2 separate regions of the Mus musculus genome follow, and region 2 is linked to region 1. The links are chromatin loops, found by intact Hi-C in ENCODE. Cell type or tissue: heart. All regions are shown on one strand. Links, peaks and the distances in the headings refer to the core of each region. The heading gives the core; the rest is flanking DNA. Region 1 overlaps Ddc (dopa decarboxylase). Region 2 overlaps Grb10 (growth factor receptor bound protein 10).

What was found. A loop is a pair of places that touch in the nucleus more often than their neighbours do. Peaks named below come from ENCODE experiments on the same cell type or tissue, not always from the same donor. Only the 100,000 strongest peaks of a DNase experiment are listed, where the experiment ranks them.
Region 2: a loop joins it to region 1, with 1.8 times the contacts of the local background. A loop is called at or near these places in 2 of 42 quality-filtered maps.

Annotation. Positions count from the first base shown.
Region 1 is chr11:11,870,516-11,882,257 of GRCm38, forward strand. It overlaps Ddc (dopa decarboxylase), which reads right to left. Exons shown (of 15, transcript NM_001190448.1): 2 at 9,927-10,135; 3 at 5,730-5,843; 4 at 2,619-2,738. The coding sequence starts at 10,127. 1700042O10Rik (RIKEN cDNA 1700042O10 gene) reads left to right here. Exons shown (of 4, transcript NR_045178.1): 2 at 449-641. Among named protein-coding and RNA genes, the nearest start is that of 1700042O10Rik, 8.3 kb to the left of the region's middle. In heart, for the core only: no CTCF peak of the experiment used is centred there; DNase peaks (open chromatin) are centred at 2,666, 4,916, 8,366 and 9,096; H3K27ac peaks cover 8,000 bases.
Region 2 is chr11:11,920,862-11,932,603 of GRCm38, forward strand. It overlaps Grb10 (growth factor receptor bound protein 10), which reads right to left. Exons shown (of 17, transcript NM_010345.4): 17 at 9,638-11,742. Among named protein-coding and RNA genes, the nearest start is that of Ddc, 29 kb to the left of the region's middle. In heart, for the core only: no CTCF peak of the experiment used is centred there; no DNase peak of the experiment used is centred there; H3K27ac peaks cover 3,402 bases.

The DNA.
Region 1 (11,742 bases), core at 1,830-9,829:
ATCTCTGACTGTGTATTTTGGGGACGTGTGCTGCAGCCCCTTTTCAAGCCAGAACAGCATCTGTGCCATGCCTTTTTGTAACATTACCCAAGGAAGTCTGACCATGCCACACAACCTTTGAAAAGAAAAAAGAAGTTCTGTGAAATTATACTGGGACTTCCCGAGAACATTCCAGCTGTCATTTTGAGAAGTCTGGTTCATAGTATCCATTCATACTTCAGTTATGGTACAGCATATGTGTACACTTACTTATTACATACATGTGTATGTGTGTACTAGTATGTTATAGTATAAAATCCATATGGTAATATTTATTTATGTATGTATGTATGTATGTATGTATGTATGTATTTATTTATTTATTTATTTATTTATTTATTTATTTAATAGGGTCTAATGGCCTAACCCTAACCCTAACCTTAACCCTGGTGCATGCTTATCGTCCCAGGGGCATGCTTGTCGTCCTTAACAAGGACAATCAAGTCAGAGTGTCCAGAGAGAGTCTGCAGCCATTCAGGGATAAAGAAGCCAGCAGATCCGTCTTCAGAGGCATGACCCAGAATTATTTGGCGTGAATTCACCAAGGACGGCCATGAACCCCCGATCCTCCTGCTTCCTCCTCTCAACTGTTGGTATTACAGGTGACTCTCAGCCTCCCTAACTCTAGTAGTTCATTTTTATCAGCTTCCCTACTTACAGTGACCTAGTTATGACAAAGGGACATATTCAAAGACTTTAAAAAAGAATGGTTTGAGCCACAGGGACTGCTGGCTTGCCCACTCTAATGCATTAGAATGAACAAGAATTACATTCTCAGGCCCACTGGAGCCCTGCTGAGCTTGGCTCTCTAGGGGCAGAGGCTAGGAAGCCATTGAGAACAAATCCTCTCTGGGAGCTTCTGCAGACTGCATGCAACACGCGCTGCATCTCCCATCACCAAGATGCCAGGCCTCTTTCCCAGACAGAGACTGTTTACCTTTCAGGGGAAAGGGGACTTTGCTAATGTGATTACATTAAGAACCTTGACTTGGAAAGATTACCTTGGATTATCGGAGTGGACCCAATCCTATCACATGGGTCCTTAAAAGTGGAGACCCGATTTCACATCTGCAGTCAGAACATGACAGTGAGAGAAAGGTCAGCGAGATGGAATGCAGCTGCTTTGGGAGGTGGAGATGGGAGTAGCAGGCCAAGGAATTCCAGAAGGCTTTAGAAAACTTGAGGAGGTGGGGGAAATGGATTTTCCCCTTGGGCTTTTAAGATGACAGTCTTGATTTTAGTTCACTAAAACCTAGGCCAGACTTTCAGAACCATAGGATAAGAAATGTATTTAAAGCCACTAAGTTGCATGTAGCACCCTTAAGAAAGAGACCATACATTGGAGGTTAAAATACATGGGAAGTTAAAACAAATAGTCCCAGGACAACAAGACAAGGGTCTTGCTTCCTAGTTTACTTTGTCCATAGCAGACATGTGATCTTCCACAAAGGCATTCTTTTGTCAGCCTCAGTGCTCTCATCCATAAGATATGTGGAGCTATCACTGCTTATCAGAGCTTCTGAAAAAACTATATGTTACACACACACACACACACACACACACACACACACAAACTTCTTGATTCTAAGGTTAGTAATACTTTCTCAGTGTTAAAACCATGAACTTGACATGAGAAAAACAACATAAGGAGGGCTGCTGAGTTAATGGAGTTCATTGTCTGTGTTACAAAATGTTTTGTAAAGATTCACATTTGCCAGGGCATGATGGGACATTCTTTTAATCCCAGCATTTGGGAGGCAGAGCAGGTGGACCTCAGAGCTCAAGGCCAGCCTGCTCCACATAGTGAGTTCCAGGCCAGGACTACATAGTCAGACCTTGTCTTAAAAAAAAAAAAAAAAAAAAAGCATAAATTCCAATCATTCACTCTGAAGATCCTGGTGGAATGGAAAATTCACCACGGCTGTCATTTGCATCTGTTGTGTGCCCTCTTGTAAGCTCTACAGTTGTTCCTGATGAATACAGAGAATGAATTAAATGTATGCATAGACATAGCAGAAGCCTTAGGTAAGCTGTTGGCAAACAGACAAATAACACATACAGCCAAGTAGCACATACAGCCATCGAAGCATGGCCACAGCTGTCACTTGTGGTAAAGATAGGATTCTGTGGTGGCCGCAAGACCTTAGGTTCTAGAATACACAGACACAAGGTCTGTAACTCCCAAGCAAGAAGCTGAGTGGTATGTTATTAGTTGTTTTGGGCCTCAGTTTCCTTGATTGTCAAATGGAGTGCCTAATTCACAGTGAGAAGTCAGTGTGTCTGGAAAGTGCCTAGACATGGAGGTCAGCAATGGGTACGCCAACATCTACCTATGCTTTAGCTTTAGTTCTATATACCAGAAGAGCCAGTGGAGATGAGTGCTCATGGGAAACAGCACCAGGATCTAAATCCAGATTCCATCAACTCTCCAAGAGCATACTTCCCCGGCTTTCCTGTTCTCTGGAAGAAACCTAAAGGCACGGCCAAAAGCAACGTGGGCGCCGCTTTCTGTTTGCAGCTGTGGTCCTTTGTGGAGCCCATACTCCCAAAAGTCTGCCTTCCCGCTTTCCCCGCCTTACCTGGATCACTCCTCCCCCTTCCCCAGCTCTTCCAGCCAAAAAGGCCTCTGGCAGCTCCAGCATCTTCCCCAGCCAGTCCATCATCACGGTCTCCAGCTCTGTGCACGCTGGGCTTGCAGCCTGCAGTGGGGGTTGGGGGAGAAAGTGAGCAGCTAAGCCACAAGGCAGCTGGCCTCCGCACAAAGGAGTGACACAGGAAAGCATTGTTTCTTTGGTGGTTTTTATTTGATCAATTTAACAAAAAGTTCACATTTTTGCCCCCCAAATCCACCCTTGGTGGGGAATTAATCCCTTGGTTTCTGGGATTTGAGTGTGTCTCCCACATTCATATGTTGAAACCTGAACCCACGATGAGAATATTAAGAGGTGGGGGAGTTTACGGGTCAGCCAGCCTGTGTGGCTCCTTGCTCGTGAACTGATGGAAAGTGGGTCGTCTCGGGAGTGGATTAGATGGAAACAAGGAAGTTCACTCCAAGAACAGAAGTTCTTGTCTGTTTCACGCATGCCTGCTGCCCGCTGCATATTCTCTGCTGCGATCACACAGCAGGCCTTGCTGCCAGATGCCAGTAGCATGTTCTTCACACCCTCGAGTAGACTTCTAATGTTTATAAAGGATTCAGGCTACAGCATTTTGTTCTCCCCCTGAAAATGGATCGAGACAATGCTATGTTCTCATTTCCCAGAGATCCCAGGGCGCCTCAGGGGTTGGCTCTGCCAGGAGGCCTGGAAGCAGAGCCTGGGCCTGACAACACTGACAGAGCTTTACAAGGAAGACATTTCTCTCTCTTCCTCATCTCCTTCCAGATGAGATCCATCAGGGATCCATGAGGGTAGACCTCTATGGGCCCCTTTTGAGTTACCCCACCAATTGTATCATCTCCCCATGACAGGTCACAGGGTATAAGCTGAGAGCGTTCCCTGGATGCATCATCTTCCCCAGCCCACCACATACACAGCCATGGTTCTTTAAGAGCTAATGCTGAAACAGCAGCCCAGTTCCTGAGGAGTTTAGGGCCAATGCCTGGCTAAAACCCAAATTTAAACTCTTTCAATCTCAGGTGGGCCTCAAATGCCTGAACTCAGTCTCAGATATAGCTTCTTTCATTCATCCAGATTGGTGTAAGGGGGATGGCACCATGCCTGCCTGCTTGTGCTCGGTGTGCTTGATCATATAACAGAACAATATAAAAAGGTCTACTAGAAGACCCTCCTCCATGGCCAGGAGCAAATTTTATAGGGCAGGATGGAGCCAAGAAAACAGGTACTGCCTACTTTCTTCTGCTAGGCAACATCAGATAAGCCACTCATCTCATGTAGTCTTTTAATTCCCCAGTGATTTGGTGTCTGGCTTCTCTCCTCTCATTGCACACAGAAAGTAGCTAGCTGGGTACTCTCAGGTCCAGGCAAAAGTGACTTGAGCCTCCATTTATTTTGGGTCTTTACCTAAGGGGCACAACATGGTGACCAGGCTGCTCTTGTGCATTCTGGAATTATGACACATTGATGACAAGAGGAACTGAGGACTTTCCCCCTGCTGGTTAGATGGTTATCCCCATCCTGCTGGGTGCTACTGCAGCCAAGCTAATGCTAATTCTCAGTATAGGAGCCAACATTCCATGTTATGAACCACAGCTATCAAGCAACACAACCTCTGTGTCAGGCTCTTCCTCAACCAAGACCATCCTAGAAAAGCAGATAAGTCAGAGGTTGATTTTGGGTCTCCAGACAAATATATGCAGTGGCTTTTGGAGCAGCAGAATGACACCAATGAAACCTGCCACAACAACATTTAATGAAAGAAAAGGATACACTCATCCTAGGCTTGGTCTATAGAAGAAGGCCCCAAGTGCCTGACCTAAGAGCAATGGCAACAGTTCAGCAAGAAGGCCATCTCAGCTCTTCCCATGAGCTGTGACTCCCACTAGCCCAGCCCCTCAGTATCCCAGCTGGAAGAAAATCAGGTGCCATGTGGTAAAGCAGTCAGCTCAGCTGGGCCCTGATGGCTGCTGAGAATTCATAAGCACAAGAATCTAAGGCACAAATATGAGAGACACTCACTCTCTATCTAGAGAGCCCAAGACAGTTCTAGGCTTTGAGGAATTCTTCATGGAGTGAGCAGGCTCAGAACCTGAGAGCCAATGACATCTGCTTCAAATCTTGCCTGAAGCACACAGCTGGGACACAGAGCTCAGGGAGACCTAGGCCAGATGCCTTCAGTAGGGAACTTTCTAAGTCTTTACTCCATGTAGAAGAGGACCTCACACAGGGAGGGGTGAGTAGCCTGTAGGCAGGCATGGGCCTATTTTTAGCACTTTTGCTCTGCCTCCTTGCCCATCAGATAGGCTGGACAGTAGGCTGGTGGGAGGCCGATGAATGAGTCAAGGGTAGGAACCGTCTCCAAAGTCAGAGTGCATAGCAATCTTCTGGTCTTGGGGGAATGGAAGCTTCACAACCTTGAACTGGGATTTTGATTCAAATCAAGTGGTTATTAAAAACAACAACAACAAAAAAAAAAAAACAAAACCAAACAAATAGAAACCAAAAAACAGTACTATGCTGAATCCTCTTCTCTTCTCTTCTCTTCTCTTCTCTTCTCTTCTCTTCTCTTCTCTTCTCTTCTCTTCTCTGCTCTGCTCTGCTCTGCTCTGCTCTGCTCTGCTCTGCTCTGCTCTGCTCTGCTCTGCTCTGCTCTGCTCTGCTCTGCTCTGCTCTTCCTTCTCTTCTCTTCTCTTCTCTTCTCTTCTCTTCTCTTCTCTTCTCTTCTCTTCTCTTCTCTTCTCTTCTCTTCCTTCTCTTCTCTTCCTTCGCTTCTCTTCTTTCCCTTTTCTCCTCTCCCCTTCCCCCTTCTCCTCCATTCCTTTCCTCTCTCCTTGCTTCTTCTCCTTTCCTCCCTCTCCCCTCTATCTTTCTCCTTCTCCTTCCTCCCTCTCCCATATTCCACTCAGAATTTCTCTTCCCTTAGAAACTTCCTCCCTGGGACCCAAGCTCTGCTTTCTGCAAAGTAGCCCTGCTACCTACAGGTGACAGAGCCACCTGTTTCTGTCCTGTGTGCAAAGGGATCACCGTCTCATGCAAGAATAGACCCCACCACAGTGTCTTGGAGATACTCACCCAGGAGAAACCAATGCAGCCAATAGCACCACACAGCATGTCTGCAAGCATAGCTGGGTATGAGCTAGCCGTGGGGAAGTAAGCGAAGAAATAGGGACTGTGCCAGTGTGTCACCTGTGGGGAGGAGGACAGTTACTCTAGGACAAAGTGGTGAATTCCTCAAGGTACCTGTAGAAGGCAACTTGGGCAGAGTTTCTCAAGTTCAATCATCCTATACTTTCTGTCTGAATTTCACCCCATTATCATTACAGTAAACAGACTTCCTGTTTGTGCTTCAATATCTTTGCTAGTCAAGAAGGAAATGCTGTCTTCAGAAGATAATGTAGGAATTATTATATTTTTTTCATAACACGTGAAGTCTCTAGGTAGGAGCGACAGCAATACCTCTTTGGGTTCTTCCTGGGTTCTCTGGACAGGGAAAGCACTGCACCACACAACCGAGATCCTAGTGCAAAAGGCTTGGTTTTCTCAAAGCTGCCCTAGCAAATTCAGTTGCTTTTGTCTATTTTGGTTTTTTTTTTAATACCCAATTTTTAAAAACAATTTTTTTTTTTTTTTTTGGGTATTGTCCCTTTCCACTGTCTTGTACAATCTGGTCCATCTAACAATCAGTTCCTTTAAGAAGAGCTGTTGCTACCTCGGTTTCTCATAATAGCCACAATCTCCCCTGCTTCCTCTAGCACAGAAGAGGAAAACAACCTACTCCGTGCCAACCCTGACTTAGGTACAGTGGAAAAGCTCAGACTGACAGGGAAAAGAGCCTCATAGGTGGTGATCTTTGGAATCCCTAAGATGGTGGGAACCAGGATAGTGGTAAGGACACACAGACCAATATTGGCTACATGAGCAGTCTTTCCCTTGCAATGTGTAAGTTGAAACAACATCTCCAGCCCCAAATGGCAGTATTAGGAGACAGGGCTTTGGCAAGGTACGTAGATCATGAGAGTGGGGCTTTGTGATGGGATTTGGGCTCGTATAAGGAGATATGAGACTGATCATAGACTAACAATTCCAGAATTTATAGAGGGCACGGACTGTATCCATTTGGAAAGTTTGAACACAAATCCCACCCCACCACCGAATTTCATTAAATAAAAAATTCCACTTTTGAAATATTGAAAGTTGATCTTCTGTGTGGTGGTTTGTAGCAGGCTAAGGAAACATTTCTCTCTGAAAAGTTCAGAATGCTTATATGGTTCTGATCAAAAGATTCTGGAAAAATGGTCCACTCCTGATTTCCCAAAACCAGAAACTATGTTTCTTTCTGCATCGCTAGCCAGGTGAGACTATTTCTGACTTTTCTCCTCCAGATTCTAGTCAAATAAATGTTTCTTTTTCAGTGATTATAAGACAAAACTCTGAGGGTTTTAAGATCTCTGAAATCAGGATATATTTTCCAGTGTAAGGAACATGTACTCAGAAACTCTCCTCTGTACAAAGTACAAATTTCTGTGATGAGGCACAGTCTTAGGCTGGTATATATATATATATATATTTTTAAAGGATATGCCTGTCCTGGGGAAGAGATTTCACAAAGTGAACTGCGGGCAGAGATGGAAAAGAAGCATTCATTCTTCGCCAGAGTACAAGGAAAGACGATCCCTGAGAGCAGGAGGGGCCTAGATCCTGTCATTATAGAAGCTGCGAGCTCAAATCACTCCATGTAAACATTCAAGTAAAGATGAAAGTAGGGGTCTGCAGGATGTGAGGAGCATTGGGTGTCAGGCATAGAAGGAGCTATTAGAGGGGAGACGTTAAGTGTGGTGGTGGGGGAGGAGGAGGAGGAGACCAGAGCTAGCTCCCTACCACTGTGGGGTACAAAGCTGCTCTCTGTAACTTAAGAAGCCCTTATCTGAACCCAACCTCCACAAACTTGAGACATGTCGAAGCTGCCACGTCTACATTCTTTATTATAACATCTTGCTATGGCGTGGCTCTTAAGAATTCCTAAAGCTCCTTAAGTTTGAGGCTCACACCCCAAGGTGGCACTAGTGGGAGATACTAAGAGGCCTTTGCTGATGTGCCCTCAAAGGAGGCTGTGATGGCGATCCCCCGCCCCCCCCCCGCTCCCCGCCCCCCCCCCCCCCCCAATGCTTTCCAGCCCTGAAGTGAGTCGATTTCCTCTGCTGTGTGCTTCGGCCATGATGTACTGGCTCACAACCAGCTAAAAGCAACAAGACCAAGGAGTCCTGCAGCTGAACCTCCAAAACTACATGTCAAAATGAACCTTGTCCCCATGTAAGTTTGTCATTCCAGCTGTGTTACAGGGTCAGAAAGCTGACTAACACATTGCTTTTTTTTTTTTTTTTTTCATAGTCTTTGCAAAGATATAAACATGTCTTTTCTCAGTAAAACCACACTAGGCCTTTATGTGGCACGAGCAAGCCCCGATTAAGAAGATAGCCAACTAGGATAGCTCATTAAAAGCTGGAAGATTCCAGCAAGGCTCATTGCAAGTCTGTCTCCAGGCCTGGGAGTGGGACAGAGCCAGAGGGGGAAAAAAAAGTGAGAGTGGAAGAAAATCAGGGTAATGAAGAACAGGAAAGGGGGAGGGAGGGAGGGAGGAAGGGAGGGGGAGGGAGGGGCTGACAGTGAGTCTCGGAGGCTCTGGAGAACTTCACGGGCTGAGTGATGTGTTCAGCAGAGCAGGAGTGAGGCCCATGAGGCTTTAGGGAAAAAAAAAAGAATGTTCAGATAAAAACCAAAACATCTGTAGTGGTAACTCGCTTGTCTTTGCGGAAATGCCTTTATAAAGTGTAATTGCAAAGCCCCATAGAGGAAGAGGCCAAAGACTGCACAAAGGCAGAGGGCCAGAGGGCACAGATGGGGCCCAGGGCCTCAGTTTCTTTCAGGTACCTGGAGGCTCCACACTGTCTGCCGCCCTCCCAGGGTGAATCCTGACTGGAAAGCGCACTCCCCTGCTCTCCTCTCTGTGAATAGCCACAGAATGTGTGGGGTGGATAGTTCTACACTGGCTCTGCACAGCACAGACTCTTCACCTAACTTCTGGTTAACCACAGCTAGCAGGGGGCTGGCTGGATCTGTAACTTGGGGAGCTAATGCCAGAGCCTCTGCATTTTCCAGCTTTGCTCTGCACAGTAAATACTCCTATAGAACACAGACTCCTGCGGGAGGACCGCACATTTTTCCAGCACTGCGCTCCTGTATTCCTACTTGGCCTGACATTTGACTAGGCCTCCCTGTACTGGCTTTATGCTGAACGGCTTAGTTTATTTGCTCAACTCCCAAGCCAGAGCCAGAATTTTGAGTTATATTCAAAGAACAAATGCCATGGGAAATCTCCTTAAGATGAAACTTGACGAGGGCTATGAGAGATGTTCTGGAACCGAGGAGCTGCCTCTGAAGCCCAGGACTTTGGCTGACTATGCGCCTCCCCAGAGCCTCTGTGTTCTCTGTGAAAACAAGAGCAGACTGTCCACTCTGTCAGATCCCCTCCTGCCTACTCCTCGGTCACCTTAAAGTCACAACTAGTAAGCCCCAGTAGGGGTGTGTGCAATCCGCCAGTGTTACCAGCACCAGGCCCAGACTTCGTTCAGGAATTAATGATCAGGGTCACACCCATTTGTTCAAGGCCATGTTAAAGGATAGGCTTTTAGGTAAATTGCTTGCTGGGTAAAGTAGTACTCTGGAGACGGGGCACTGAGATTCACTGCAACCCTTTGATCCCTCTGACTATCAGGGATAGCTCAGCTATTCTGTGCCCTTAGGCAGAACCTGTGCACAACTGTCCATGCCCAAACAAAATGGAGCAAACATTTTCTGGGTACATGAACGTTAGCCTTTGGCAGATCTAAGAACGATGCAAGTACCTTTATTTAGGGTAATTAATTAAACTGCTTGCAATCGACCACTAGGAGCTTATTTTTTCGTGCTATCAAAGAATAACCCTCTAGGAACCCTGTATGGTGATGCAAATACTGGTCTTGGAGGCCTTGGAGAAAGCCCTTGCACTGCCTATGTAGTTTGGCTCTATCCTTTACTCTCCCATGAGAGCTTCATGGACCACCTAACTTCTCTAAACCTAAGCTGTCTCCGCTGAAAGCAAAACAGAGGTTAGTAGTTTCTCTTTAGCTTACGTGTTGTGGTGACCCCATGACACTGGAAGTACAGCTTTCAGGGGGTGCTTTATAGGCATAAGCCCAGCTGTTATTTGACCTCAAATCCATACTCACTTACCCCTGGCATGATTATCTTCTCGATGTCTTTGATTATGTCCTCGTATGTTTCTGGCTCCTGGGGGGCAGTGGCAGGGATCAGGGGCCGAAGATAGCCAGGCTCCACATCAGGGTACACTGGACGACCCTCAATGCCATCCAGATAGTCAGCTATATAATCCACCATCTCCTTGCCTCTCCTCCGGAATTCACGGGAATCCATGTTGAAAACTGCCGACAGAGAGAATAGAAATCAACCAATAAAACATTATAACTCTGAACTGGGCAGGGGGGTGAGCAAGTCCAGGGAGCAGAGATTCTATATCATAAAGACCCTCAGTCCCCAACCCAGCATCCCTTGCCACCTTCTATGTCTGGATGAGATAGACATGCCACTGGATCCACACAGTGCTGCACAATGACCACTCCACATCTCACAAGACAGTCAGCAGAAGACAGAACAGCACCCTCATTTAAAAATAAAAATATCACAGTAAAATGCAAGAAGCACACAGTTATGGATCCTTCCGACTTTAATGACAAATACTGGTTCCCATTCTGGCCCACATTCTGCCTGTATGTACCCTTTGTTAGCCATCTGAATGAGAGCCTTGCACTTCGAGCCCCACTTTTCAGCTGAGAAATGAAGACGGCCACGGCAGCCCCTGAAGAATGGGTAAGGGTAGGACCACAATCTCTGGAGGCTCAGCCGAGAGCCTAAGACAGCACAGCTCTGTCCAAAGCTAGAGATATATGTCTTTTCCTGGAATCCCATCTCCTGGTGACCTGCACCTTTGCCTATAATCTGCTTATCAGGATGGTACTTTCTTTATATTACCCAAGTCAGACACACAGGCAGCTATCAAGAGTTTGTGTTCGTTATCTTCTTCAACATTCCAAAAGTCTGAGTGAAGCTGACATACAGTCATTTTTCTACCAGGCACTTACTGCGGCTTACTTGGGCTGCAGATCATGAGACAAATCTTTTTGCAGTACATTTCTTCGAGAGTCGTTTTAAACAGTAAAATCACAAGAAAAACAGTAACAATATAAAAGATGAGGTCAAAACAGATTAGGGGGCGAAAGGACCCTTAATTTACATCACAAGAGCTCAAAACACAAGGCAGAGAAGCGCCTGGTTCAACCGCAGAGGGATTGTGAGCTTCTGATGATTCACGGAGTTCCCTGGCTCTGTGCTTGGTCAGGAAGGCATAGTGAGCCTTAAGTGAGGATTCAGATACAAGTTAGCATGCTGGAGAAACTGAGTGTCTCGAACTTATGTTTGGTAAAAATCAAATGTATTTGCAAAACAAGAAAGATAGACAACCTGCTAGAATCCTGTCCTCCCCATTTGTAACATGTCTTTCCTGAATAGTTGCTAAATTTGTGAGAGACAATTGAAAGCTAAACAAAGGATACATTTCTAAATCCCTCCCTTAGTCCAGAGCTTTGTAATTGAAGATGGATTTTCCATCAGAGTAAGTACTGGGGATGAGTCAAATCCATTGTGATTAGCATTGGAGCTGACCTTCATGTCCTGTTCCCAGCACTGCCCCATGCTCCCCATTGTCTGGGATGGGAGGGGGGCTGGACAGATTTTGTGATGTTAAATGCGTTCAAAATGATTCATCAGACACTTTTTTAAAATGGGAAGACAGATTTTTATTCAAGAGTACTGCATAGGGGAAAAAAGTTTGCCCTCAACTTTGAAACACCAGGGACAGATGGGGAGCTGTAGCCAAAGGGGGATTACTCAGGGCTTTCCGGAGGAGTGAAGCCCACCATATACATATACTTCTAACTACAAAAGGCGGTTTTTTGGGTTGACTCACATGCTC
Region 2 (11,742 bases), core at 2,076-10,075, 51 kb after region 1:
TGAAATGGAGCTAGGTGAGTAGAACTTAGAGAGCAGGACTATCGAGAGTCTGGTATTTGCTTCGTACCTAGGGCTGTAGGAATGAGTGAGACCAACACAGAGTTCCTTTGCTAGTCACCAGTTAATATGGCTCTTTACTCCTTTTTTTTTTTTTTTTTTGTCCTTTTGAGACAGGGTCTCAGTATGCATTTCAGTATGACTAATCGCTAGCTCCCAATATATCTGAAGTTAGCCTCAAACACTTGATCTTTCTGCTTCAGCCTCATACGTGCTGGAATTACAGGAGTATGGCAAGCTTGACCTACATACTCCTTTAAAATATGCTAGGTATTGAACCCAGGCCTTTAAGTATGCCAAGCATATGTTATCACTGAATGCACCATGCTAATTATCAACAATATCCCCCAAAGGCCCCAGCCAACTGGGAAATCTTATAAAACTTAAAAGGTATGGCTTAGAGGAAGGAAGTTAATTCTTTGAAGGGCAATGTCTCTCTCTCTCTCTCCCCCTCCCTCTCTTTTTCTTTCTCTCTCTCTTTCCCCCTACCACTTGATCTCACTTCCTGTCCACCACGAGGTAACCTCATTGAGGCACTATGCATCCCTTCTATGACATACTGGTTTGACCCAAGCTCATTGTAAAACCTTCAAAACTGTGAGCCCAAATAACCATTTCCTTTTTTCCCCAGACAAGATTTCTCTGTGTACCCTTGGCTGCCCTGGAACTCACTGTGTGTTAGACCAGGCTAGCCTTTGAGATCACCCTGCCTCTATCTTCTGAGTGTTGGGATTAAAGGCATATACCACCACCACCACCACCCGCTTCATTTCCTCTTTTTAAATTATTATCTTCAGTACTTTGTTACAGTTGTGGAATGCTACCACAATAGTATATTGGAGCCAGATTGTAAGTAAAATTAAAAATAGTGTACTTCACTCTATGCACAAATTAAAGACTCATTGGTTAGTGCCTGTTTCTCAATTCAAAACGCATCAAGAATCTCAAACTTGAAAGAGGCCGGGGAGGTAAATTGGCCTTCCAAAACTAACAAAACAGAAAACACCACTATGCTCTGCCTAAATAACTTTTGAAGCATCAAATCTGCTTTAACTCAATTCATCGATGAATGTTATGGTGCCAAGGAAGCACTCTGCCATTGAGCCACACCCTGGACTATGATCCCTATTTCAAATGCAGTTGCCAAGGCAAGGCCATCTTTTATTTATTTATTTTTATTTTTAAAATTTTTAATAATTTACTTTTGTTTTCTGTGTATTGGTGATTTGATGGCATGTATTCTGTGTGAGCATGTCAGATACCCTGGTACAGAAGTTACAAGCAGTTGTGAGTGGCCATGTGGGTGCTGGGGAACCCAGCATCTCTGGAAGGACAGACAGTGCTCTTAACCACTGATCCATCTCTTCAACCCTTGGCAAGGACATCTTTTGGGAAGTTCTGCCAGCCAATATTTTTCTCTCACTCCAGCTGTTATGTCAATTGCCTTTGTACAGGCCAGTGTGTTCTATACGGAGACAGTTCAGCTCCTCTGAGTCTGGAGAGATCTCCCATGGATAGCAGTCCTGGGGAAGAGGTGCCTATCTTGAGAAATATAAAATTTACCTTTTCGATCTCTGCTCCCCACTTGCTTCTGGAAAGGCTGACATTCAGTTAGGAAGCATGTTTTGGGGCTGTTTTTCTTCAGAGAGCTGTGTAGAGGAGGCCCAAACAGTTGAATTTTGCATCTAATATACACCTATGCTGTGAAGCGTTGTCATTCATTTATTAGAAGAGAGTAAAAAGACCAAGTTGAATCCGGGTAGTAGGTAGTCCATTAGAATGTGAATTAATCTGACCCAGCCATGTCTCGCCTGTAGGATGGGATGGGTAAGTGGAAAGTCCTTACTCTCAAATCTAGAGCCGAGCTTTTCTGGACAACTGGGCAAGTCACAGTGTGGGCAGATTCTCCAATGAATCACTTACTGCTCACTCCAATCCACCATTGCTACTTCTATGTTTCACTGTCTCACTTAGACTGGTGCCTTTTAATTGACCCTTTTGTGATGATGAGTATACCCTCTGCATTCTCTGCACAGCCACTAGCTCAATGTTGCTACTTAGAACTAAAAACAGAGCTGAGAAATTGAGAGGCTAAAGCTTTCCTTTTATGTATTTGGGTTCTTTTTGGGCAGAGGATAAAGAATTTCTTGGCCTTGATCTTATCTTCTTAGAGTCATGACTGCAGGAACACACTACTATGTTGGTTTTAGTTAATTACTTAATGATGTGTGTGTATGTATGGTGAACATGGATGTGTGCATATTGTGTGTGTAGACACTAAAGGACATCTTTCAAGGGTTGGGTCTTACCTTCCACCTTGTTTTGAGTTGGAGTCTTTCTTGTTTTTCTTGTCTTGTGCCTTTGGGATACCATGGCCCTCTTTTACTGTCTAATTAGTGGGAATATGAATTTGAAGTTCTATGGGCTACTGGTATCATTGGACAGAACACACAAGGTCTAAGACCACCTTTGGCCACGTCCATCTTTGTTGGAAGGCCGTGCTATTTAAGGTTGCAGTCCATGTCCAAGCTCAGTGCAAAACGGAGGGCTCCTTTTCTCAGCAAGGCTGTTTCTTCTCTGCCTGATCTTATCTGGAGAGCATGTTTAAGCACAAGGGTGTGACTGTATCTAGAAGATGACTATGCACAGAGCTTCTTGCAAGTACAGCATGATTCAGCACATAAATCCTGATTAGCCCTTCCCACCCTGTGATAACTAGGTACAGTTTCTGACCAGTTAGTCCTTCCCACCCCCCCCCCAGATTAATCAATCAATCAATCAATCAATCAATCAATCAATCAATCAATCAAACAAACAAGAGGAAAGTCCTATAGCCTCTGGCCAGATTACAGGTTCAACTTATCTTCTAGTAAGAGTTCCTCTTCATATAAATGAAGCATTCCCAGGTGTCCACCCTAGTCAATAATATATATCTTAAAATTTCCTACCCATTCCCCAAATCTATATAGTCCTCATTCATTTCCAATAAAGTTAAGCTGTCTTGCTGAAGCTGACCCCAGAAGTCAATCATCCTTCCATTGTCTGTACCCTGCCCCCTGCTTCTCCTTTTGTCCTGGCAGACTGGTGACTAACAGAGGGGAAGAGAGGGTCACACATCTTCTTTTGTTTTTGCCCCCCACCCCCATGGGGTTTCTCTGTGCAGCTCTAGCTGTCCTGGAGCTTGCTTTATGGACCAGGCTGACCTCCAACTCAGAGATCCACCTGCATCTACTGCCCACGCACTGGGATCAAAAGGTGTGCGCCACAGCTGCCTGACTTCATCTTCATGATGCTAATCACTCACCTTCCAGATGAATTTCCCTTCTGACCCAGAGCTTCCGTTTGCACTTACTTCCCTTAGCATTCTGTGCTGCACCTCACAGACATCAGTGTATATGTGAGAAAGCACACAGTACTGTCCCTGTTTATCTGTGGGGGATTGGTTCAATATGTTCTATAGATAAAACAAACCTGCACATACTCAAATCTGTATAGTCTCAGGTCTCATATACTAAATGACATCATATCTGTGTATACACTAAATATATCCTCTTGTAAGCTTAATATTGTCAATAGAATACTTATAGTATCTAATATAAAGGTTGCCATATATATATATATATATATATATATATATATATATATACCTACCATAGGGAATAAGGAAATGGGAGGCTATAAATATTTAATATCATGTAACCTCTATGAGCAACAGTGCAACATTTTCAGTTCAGGCTTAGTTAAATCTACTGAGATTGGTTGATACAGAGGTCTGGCTATAATTCCAACAGATTTTATTATTAAAAGAACTGGCAATAACTTTTATTTCAAATAACAAGCCTCCAAAATGACATCTGATTAATAAATATTCAATGGAAAAACCAAGTAAAAATGTTTTTCCGGTTGTAAAATTTATTGGAAAGCCTTTCAGGAGAGCCATCTGGAAGGTGTGAGTCCACGTGTGGGAGAGAGGATTTAATGAGATGAGCCATTATAATCGCCTTGAGCTATCCACACAGCCCTTTGTCACAGGGCTTGCTGATTTATTTTGTGTACCAACATCAAGGAGTAGTTGAGAAGGTAGCAAAGAGGAGAACTGACAGTAAAGGGTTTGGGAAGAGCAGATGCCAGGAGCAGCAGGGAAAAGTGATCCAATACACAAACAGTTGAGCTCTTTCAAACCGAACTAAGGGCTTGGAAACATAGTTCAAGTCGGGCGTGGTGGCACACCCCTTTAATCCCAGCACTCGGGAGGCAAAGGCAGGTGGATTTCTGAGTTCGAGGCCAGCCTGATCTACAGAGTGAGTTCCAGGACAGCCAGGGCTACACAGAGAAACCCTGTCTCGAAAAACCAAAAAAAAAGGAAACATAGTTCAGTGGAAGAGCGAGTGCCTGCCTAGCATGTGTGCCGTGCTGGGTTTCATCTCTAGTACTAGTTAGAAACTAAAAATAAACCAAATTAAAGCAAGCCAAAACAACGATAACAACAACAAAACACCCAGAAGTAATACATGAATTAGTTCAAGGAATCAAACCTATAGTTGGAAGGTGTGCCCTGTATTCCAGAAAACAAACACACAATCTATCAGAAAAGGACAAATGATATCAACTCCCTTTACTGTGCAAGGTCTTTCATGGCTTCTCAAAATCTGCCACTTATCCTGAGGATGCCCTCTGGGGCTGAGACTGGCATGGCTCACTTGGCTCACTTTCATCTTACTGCTTCTCCAGGGCTCTGATAGCAGCCACACCACGGTGGTGGATGATGGGATGACACATAAAGCTAGTGTTGGTTGTTTAGTTAGTTAGTTAGTTAGTTTGTTATGGTCACCAGCTAGAGGCATCTGAGAACATTCCTCCACTAGATTGGCTTAGAGACAAGTCTGTGGGGCTTTTCCTTGGTTGATGTGGGAGGGCCTATCTGTAATGCCCAAAATTAACCTGTAAGCTCCACCTGCCAAAGGACCAGGTACCTTCCTGAAATACTGGGAGTTGTGGTTCTGGAAAAATAACAGAAAGCAATCAAAGCCTGATGGGAAAGCACCATGGCTTATGGGTTTGCCTTTAGAAGCCACTGCTTATAGATGAGGCCATTGATCTGGAAAATTCCAGGGAGTGGTCCTGATCCAAGTCCACCTCTTGGTCAGTATTTAATATTTAATAAAGCTTGCTTTAAATGCTGCCCAAAATAGTGAAACTGGTTTTTCTCTGGCAAATCTCAGGATTGTACTATGGGGGTTGCCATCTCAGGCCAGGTGGTGCTGAGTTGTTTAAGAAAGCAGACAAGTTGGGTGGTGGTGGTGGTGCATACTATTAATCCCAGCACTTCAAGGCAGACCTGGAGGTGGAGAGCTGGATCTCCGAGTTTGAGGTTAGCCAGGAAGAGCAAGCAGGTCAGTAATCAGTGTTTCCCCATGGTCTCTGCTTCAACTTTTGCCTTGATTCCCTTCATGAATGACTATAAACTGGAAAAGCCCCTTTCCTTCCCAAGTTGCTTTTGGTCTTGCTTTGAGTCTTATCACATCAATTGATACCGGGGCAGATCTGACCATGTTCCGTATCCCATCATCCGGGTGTAGGGTGGGAGGGAAGTGCTGATTGTGGAAGTGTTCAGAACGTTGGCCTGGAAAAGCCATTGAGTTCTCAGAGCCTAATAAGCTATTGTGGGAGCTTAGAAGGCAATGCTCTACAAAGTTCAGACAATGGAGGCCTGGCTTGTGAAACTTCAGAAGGAAGTTTGAGTGTCTCTCAGAGCCCCTAGCAGGGCAGTTCATGTGGCGGATTTAAAGTAATCCTCTGGAGTGTGTGGTCAGCTAGGGATGCCGAATCAGTCCTCCAGGATCAAGACAAGATCAGGACGACTGGAGTGAAAGCTTTGCTTCACTGCAGTGGTTCTTAAGCTTGCTAATGCTGACCCTGTAACACAGTTCCTCATGTTGTGATGACCCCTCACAAAATTATTTTTGTTCCTACTTCATGACTGCAGTCTTGCTATTGCTATGAATTGTAATGTAAATATCTGATATGCAGGATATCTGATACATGGCCCTTGTAAAAAGGTTGTTTCATTCGACCCTAAAGGGGTCATGTCCCACGTGTTGAGACTGCTGCTTTAGTTGGACGATTGCTGCGGGTCAGCTGGAGCTGAGAAATCAGCTATGGTTAAGAGGAAACCAGTATTAAGAGGAGACTAGTATCATTGAGGTGAAATCTTTTGAAATTCTTTCCTCAGGGTTAGCACACAAATACTGTGGCCTAGAGAGTACCAAGGTTTCATCTCATGCTGGCAGCTGAATTTCGAGATGTGTAAGAGTCTCCTAGGTGCTCCTGATTTTGAAGGCATGCAGGGTCTCGGAGAACAGCTGAGGCTTGGCACTGTGAGGCCAGGAGAGGTCATTGTGAAGGTGCAGCCCAGATTCGCAACTGTGAGCTACAGGGTTTAATTTACACTGTTGAATTTTGGTTTTGCTTTGTTTGTGACTATGTCCTGGTTCATTCCTCTTAAAATGAAAGTATGTAATTTATTTTTCATTTTAAAGGAGTCCACAGTTGAGAGTTTGGGCTTCTTAAAAATTTTTATTTTTATTGTTTTGTGCATTGGCATTTTGCCTCCATGTATGTCTAGGTGAGACTGTCCGACTTAGAGTTACAGACAGTTGTGAGTTGCCATGTCGGTGCTGGGATTTGTACTTCAGTCCTTTGGAAGGTGTAGTCAGTGCCTTTAACCACTGAGCCATCTCTGTAGCCCCAGGAGTTTGGACTTTCAAGGAGACTTTTTTTTTTTAATAGAACTTGGACTTTTACAGTGTTACAGACTTTATAAAGTTCTGCTTTGTTTTATTTTGTGATATTAACATGGATCCTTAGGGACAAACAAGAAAGGAAAGTTTATGGTTTAATAGTGATGAGGTTGTGTATCAAGGTGAAAAGAAAGTCAATTGGCTAATGTTTTGTCAACTTGATACAAAGTCATCCGAGAAGGAACTTCAAATTAAGAAAACGCCTCTGTCACACTGTAGGCCAGTCTGTGGGCTGTGTGGTGTCTTCTTGATTGATGCAGGCAGTGCCGTCTATGGGCAAGTGGTTCTGGCACAGGTAAGGATGCACACTGAGCGAGCTAGAAGTTAGACAGTGAGGAGGTCCTCCATGGCTTTTGAGTCAGTTCCTGCCTTGAGTTCCTGCCCTGGCTTCCCTTCCAAATGGACAACTGTAAAATGAAATAAACCCTTAACTCCCCGAGTTGACTTTGGTTATGGTGTTTTATCACCATAATAGAAAACACACTGAGACAAACCTGATAGTGTCCATGAAGCATTTTCCATCCTGTTCCCGATCTTTTTTTTTAAAGATTTATTTATTATGTTAGTATAGTACACTGTAGCTGTCTTTAGACACACCAGAAGAAGGAGTCAGATCTCATTATGGATGGTTGTGAGCCACCATGTGGTTGCTGGAATTTGAACTCAGGACCTTCAGAAGAGCAGTCAGTGCTCTTAACCGCTGAGTCATCTCACCAGCCCTGTTCCCAATCTTTAAGAGTGAGGTCTAAGTGCAAATGTACAAAGTCGTGTGATTGAATCTTCTACTTTAGTGTTTTCATGATCACTGAAAAGATAACCTTTGAAACAGAGTCTCAGATAGTCTAAGCTGGCTTCAGGCCTCTATTGCTAAGGTCAGTCTTGACAGAACTGTCCTCCTGCCTCTGCCGCCCAAGTGTTGGAATTAAAGGATTATAGTTATATGCACTGCTTGGCACAGAAGATATACTTTAACCACTTATGAAGCAGTGATATCAAGGTTCACATTGTGCTCAGAGCATTTTTTTCTTCTTCCCACATGTGCTGTTTTGTTTGGCTTCTGTTGGCCTATTTGGAGTGACCAAAGTACATTTGGAACTGTGGTCTGGCCATGCCATCACGGCCTTGGCTCTCACTATGACCTGTGAAGCAGTGCTGTGTCATGATGGGATGGAGGTGTGGTGCATCATTGCCCTGCCTCTGAGATTTGCTTGTTTTTGTGAGGGGACAGATTCACAGTGTGTGTGGTGTGCATGTCAAGGCCTGAAGTAGACATCGGTTGTCTTCTTTGGAGACCCTCTACTTAAATGTGCTGAAACTGTGCCTCTCACAGAACCCAAGGCTCACCAGTTCTGGCTAGTTTGGCTAGCCTGCTTGTCGTACAGACTGTTGCCTTACATGAGAGGACTGCAGAGCTGCCACACTTGCCTGACTTTTATTTAAGTTCTGGAGACCCAAACTCTGGTTCCCCATGCTGACACAGCAAGCATTTTGTCCACTGAATCATCTCCATAGTCTAGGGACTCCTGCTCTAAAACTACATGAACTAGTCTTCCAAACATTGCAGGTGACAGGGGTAGGTTGTGAAGGAGGCATGAAGACAGAGAGCCCTCCAGTGAGGGCTTATGATAGCAATGGCCAGCGTGTCCATTTTCTTAATTTGCCAATTCCTTTCAATAGTAGTATATTCTAGTTTGTGTGTATAAATGTTTTGTTCCCATATACGTGTGCCATTTATATGCCTGGTGCCCGAGATGACCAGAAAAGGGCATCTGATTTCCTGGAACTATAATTAACAGGTGGTTGTGAGTTGTCTTGTCAATGCTAGGACCAAACTAGAAGAGCAGCTGGTGCCCTTAATTGCTGAGCTGTCTTTATAAGACCCCTTAGTTTCTGATTTGGCAAGAATAGCCCAGATCCTTGATGTTTTAATACCTTGTCAAATGTGAAGGTCTGATTTTGGAGGCGTTTATTAAACTTCGTGGATATCTGATTCTCTGAAACCCTCCAAGTTCTGTGATTCCTTATGCATGCCTGTACATAGTCCTGGGTATAGAGGTGTCCATGAACAGAATGCTCCTGCTTGTGTGGAGGCCACCGGTTTAACCTTGGGTGTCATTCCCCAGGTGCTATCCACTTTGTTTTGTGAGACAGGTTCTTTGATTTGATTCAGAGCTTATCAATTAGGCTGGGTGCCAGAGAGCCCCGAGGTCAGGTTTTGTCCTTAGCACTGGGATTATGAGTGTGTGCTACCACTGGTTTCCCTGGGGGCTCTGGCTTTTTTCCCCTTTCTTTTCTTTCTTTCTCTTTCTTTCTTTCTTTCTTTCTTTCTTTCTTTCTTTCTTTCTTTCTTTCTTTCTTTCTTTCTTTCTTTCTTTCTTTCTTTCTTTCTTCCTTCCTTCCTTCCTTCCTTCCTTCCTTCCTTTCTTTCTCCAAGACAGATTTCTACTCAAAGTCAGAGATCTGCCTGCCTCTGCCACCTGAGTGCTGGGGTTAAAAGCATGTGCCACCACTACCCGGTTGTAACACATATCTTTATCTTGTGTTGCAAGCATTTTACCATCTGAGCCATCTCTCTCCAGCCCAGGCCTGTGATTCTTGGCCAAGGTTGTCTTGGCATAACTGAACTGGCTCCACACCTTGTCTAATTTCCACAGGTACTGGGGATCTGAAATCTGTTTCTCCTGTGCTCGCAGCAGGCAGGCACTCCTACCCTCTGAACTTACCCGCCCCAAGCCCAGTTTATAGATATCGGCGCAAGCATTAAAAAAAAAACACGACAGGACACCAAGAACGCTTTATTAATGTTTATTTCTAATAACAAGAAACAGAACATCAGTCCCTTATTTGTACAAAAATACCTGAAAGTTTACAATTAGGTTCACGAGCCAAAGAGCTATATAGCACAAGGTGAAGCAAAGCACGCGGGATAAAGGTTTTGTCTATTAGTTAACACCCTCTGCATTCCCTGAAAACGGTTACATGTCAGGTCATTTTACCGGTCACTGCAGTTTGCACTATGACATCACAAATCTACGATGAGCTAGAAGCGCCCTCGGAGGCACAGCGATCGAACAGGCTGTCAGGTATTTAAGTGCAGAAAGGGGAAGACAAAACATCTAAGCTGAGGCACATATTTCTTCAAAGTTTAAGCAAACAATAAAAGAAAAAAGAAAACACGTTTGGAAACTCTTAACACCTAATAATAGAACAGAGTCTACCTATTAAAACCCTAAAAACCCAAAGCATTTGGCAGTTTCCTTCTCAACTTAGTCCAGGTGGTTACACGGAGTCGTCATTTAGAAAAGAAAATCACAGGCAGAGATTACAAAGTCAAACAGGCTCCAAAACAACCCTGAGCTGTCCCCTTTACATTCATGTCAATTAAATACAAAAATAAAAGTCAATTGTCCTTCAGTCTCTGATTAGGGGGGCTGGGAACCCGCTAACCTAGGGACCAGCTGTTTCAGGTGGAATTCCCAGCTGCCTGTGCAAAGGGCTGGCGATCTCGGGGCCACTGAAGTCTGCTACACTCAAGGTGGGTGGGTTGCAGCCTTCAACAATTCACTTCGGCAAGGGAAGTACAAAGTTCTACGTCAAACCAGCTACGTACGAAATTGTGAACCAGAGTCAAGCCTATACTTCCTCTTAAATAAAATGCATACTTATAAATATGAGATCCACATCCTAGTTGTCTACTGTTGAGACGAAAGAGAAATGGATTCTGCACTGTGGGGACCGGTCTGTGTAAACTGGAAAAAGAAACCCTAGGGTTGTTTGTTGTCTGTAAAAGTTCTGACCTTAAGTCAGCAAAAAGAAATGAGCACGGTAAAACTGAAATGTCTGTTATCTGTCTGTAAGGGGAAGATCAGTGGGAGCCTGCTGCCAGGTATGAACTTGAGAATTCTCTCATTGTCAACTTAACGATTAACTAGTTTCGAAAGAAAGAGAAATGCATTTGAGCACTTATGCATAAAAAATGGTTAACTAAAAAAAAGTCAAAAAAGATTAAAATGAAAAAAAAGGAAAAAAATTCTTCATTTGTTGTAATAACATCTCGTGGAAACACGGTTGCATGGTCTGTGAACTACAGTGTTTCTCTACTGTGGGCCAGCTTGCCACTGGCCTGCTTTACAAAGCGCTGTCATATCTATCTTCCACTATGCTGTCAACCATGGCAAATCAGAAGTGGCTCCCTGGGGAGCACTTCAATGAGTCGGGACAGGCAATCTAGTGGCTAACTCAGGTATGTAGCAGACTTTCTGGGTGGTATCAAGAAAGGGAAATGTGTTCACCACCGTTGTTGTCTGTGTGTTTCTCAAGGCAATCCTGTCTGCTACTCTCATGCCTGATAAATCATCAAGGGGACAACAGAGGGTCCTTCATGGAGCTCAGGGGACCCAATGATAACTCCGGCCACCTTCTGACTCCTCTCTCTCTCTGACTCCTCTCTCTCGGAGGAGGCAAACATCATGCTCCTAAAATCTGTCCAATGTTCACATCCATTGTGAGGTACTTCTCACCCTAAGCCAGCAGAGGCAAAGCCTCTGCATACCCTGCTCCTGCTGGCTTAGGGGGTTTTCAGTAGGGTGCAGAGGCCATCAAGCTTTCAAAGACTCAAAGCCAGCTTATGCTTGTGCCTCTGCAGCGTTTCCTTCTCTTTATCACCATAGATGCTCAGAGTGACAGAGCACAAGGCCAACAAGTTGGCGTTTTTTTCTCTTTCGATCCTTTAACCCCACCCCTACCCCACCCCTGTGGGAGAAGTGAAATGACTGAGGGTACTGCAGAGGGTAAAGGCAGCGATTATTCTACAACAGTGGGCGGCTGTGAAAATGGGAGGCACAGGGCACCCCAGATGGACTGTGTGGCATCCACAATGAATAGC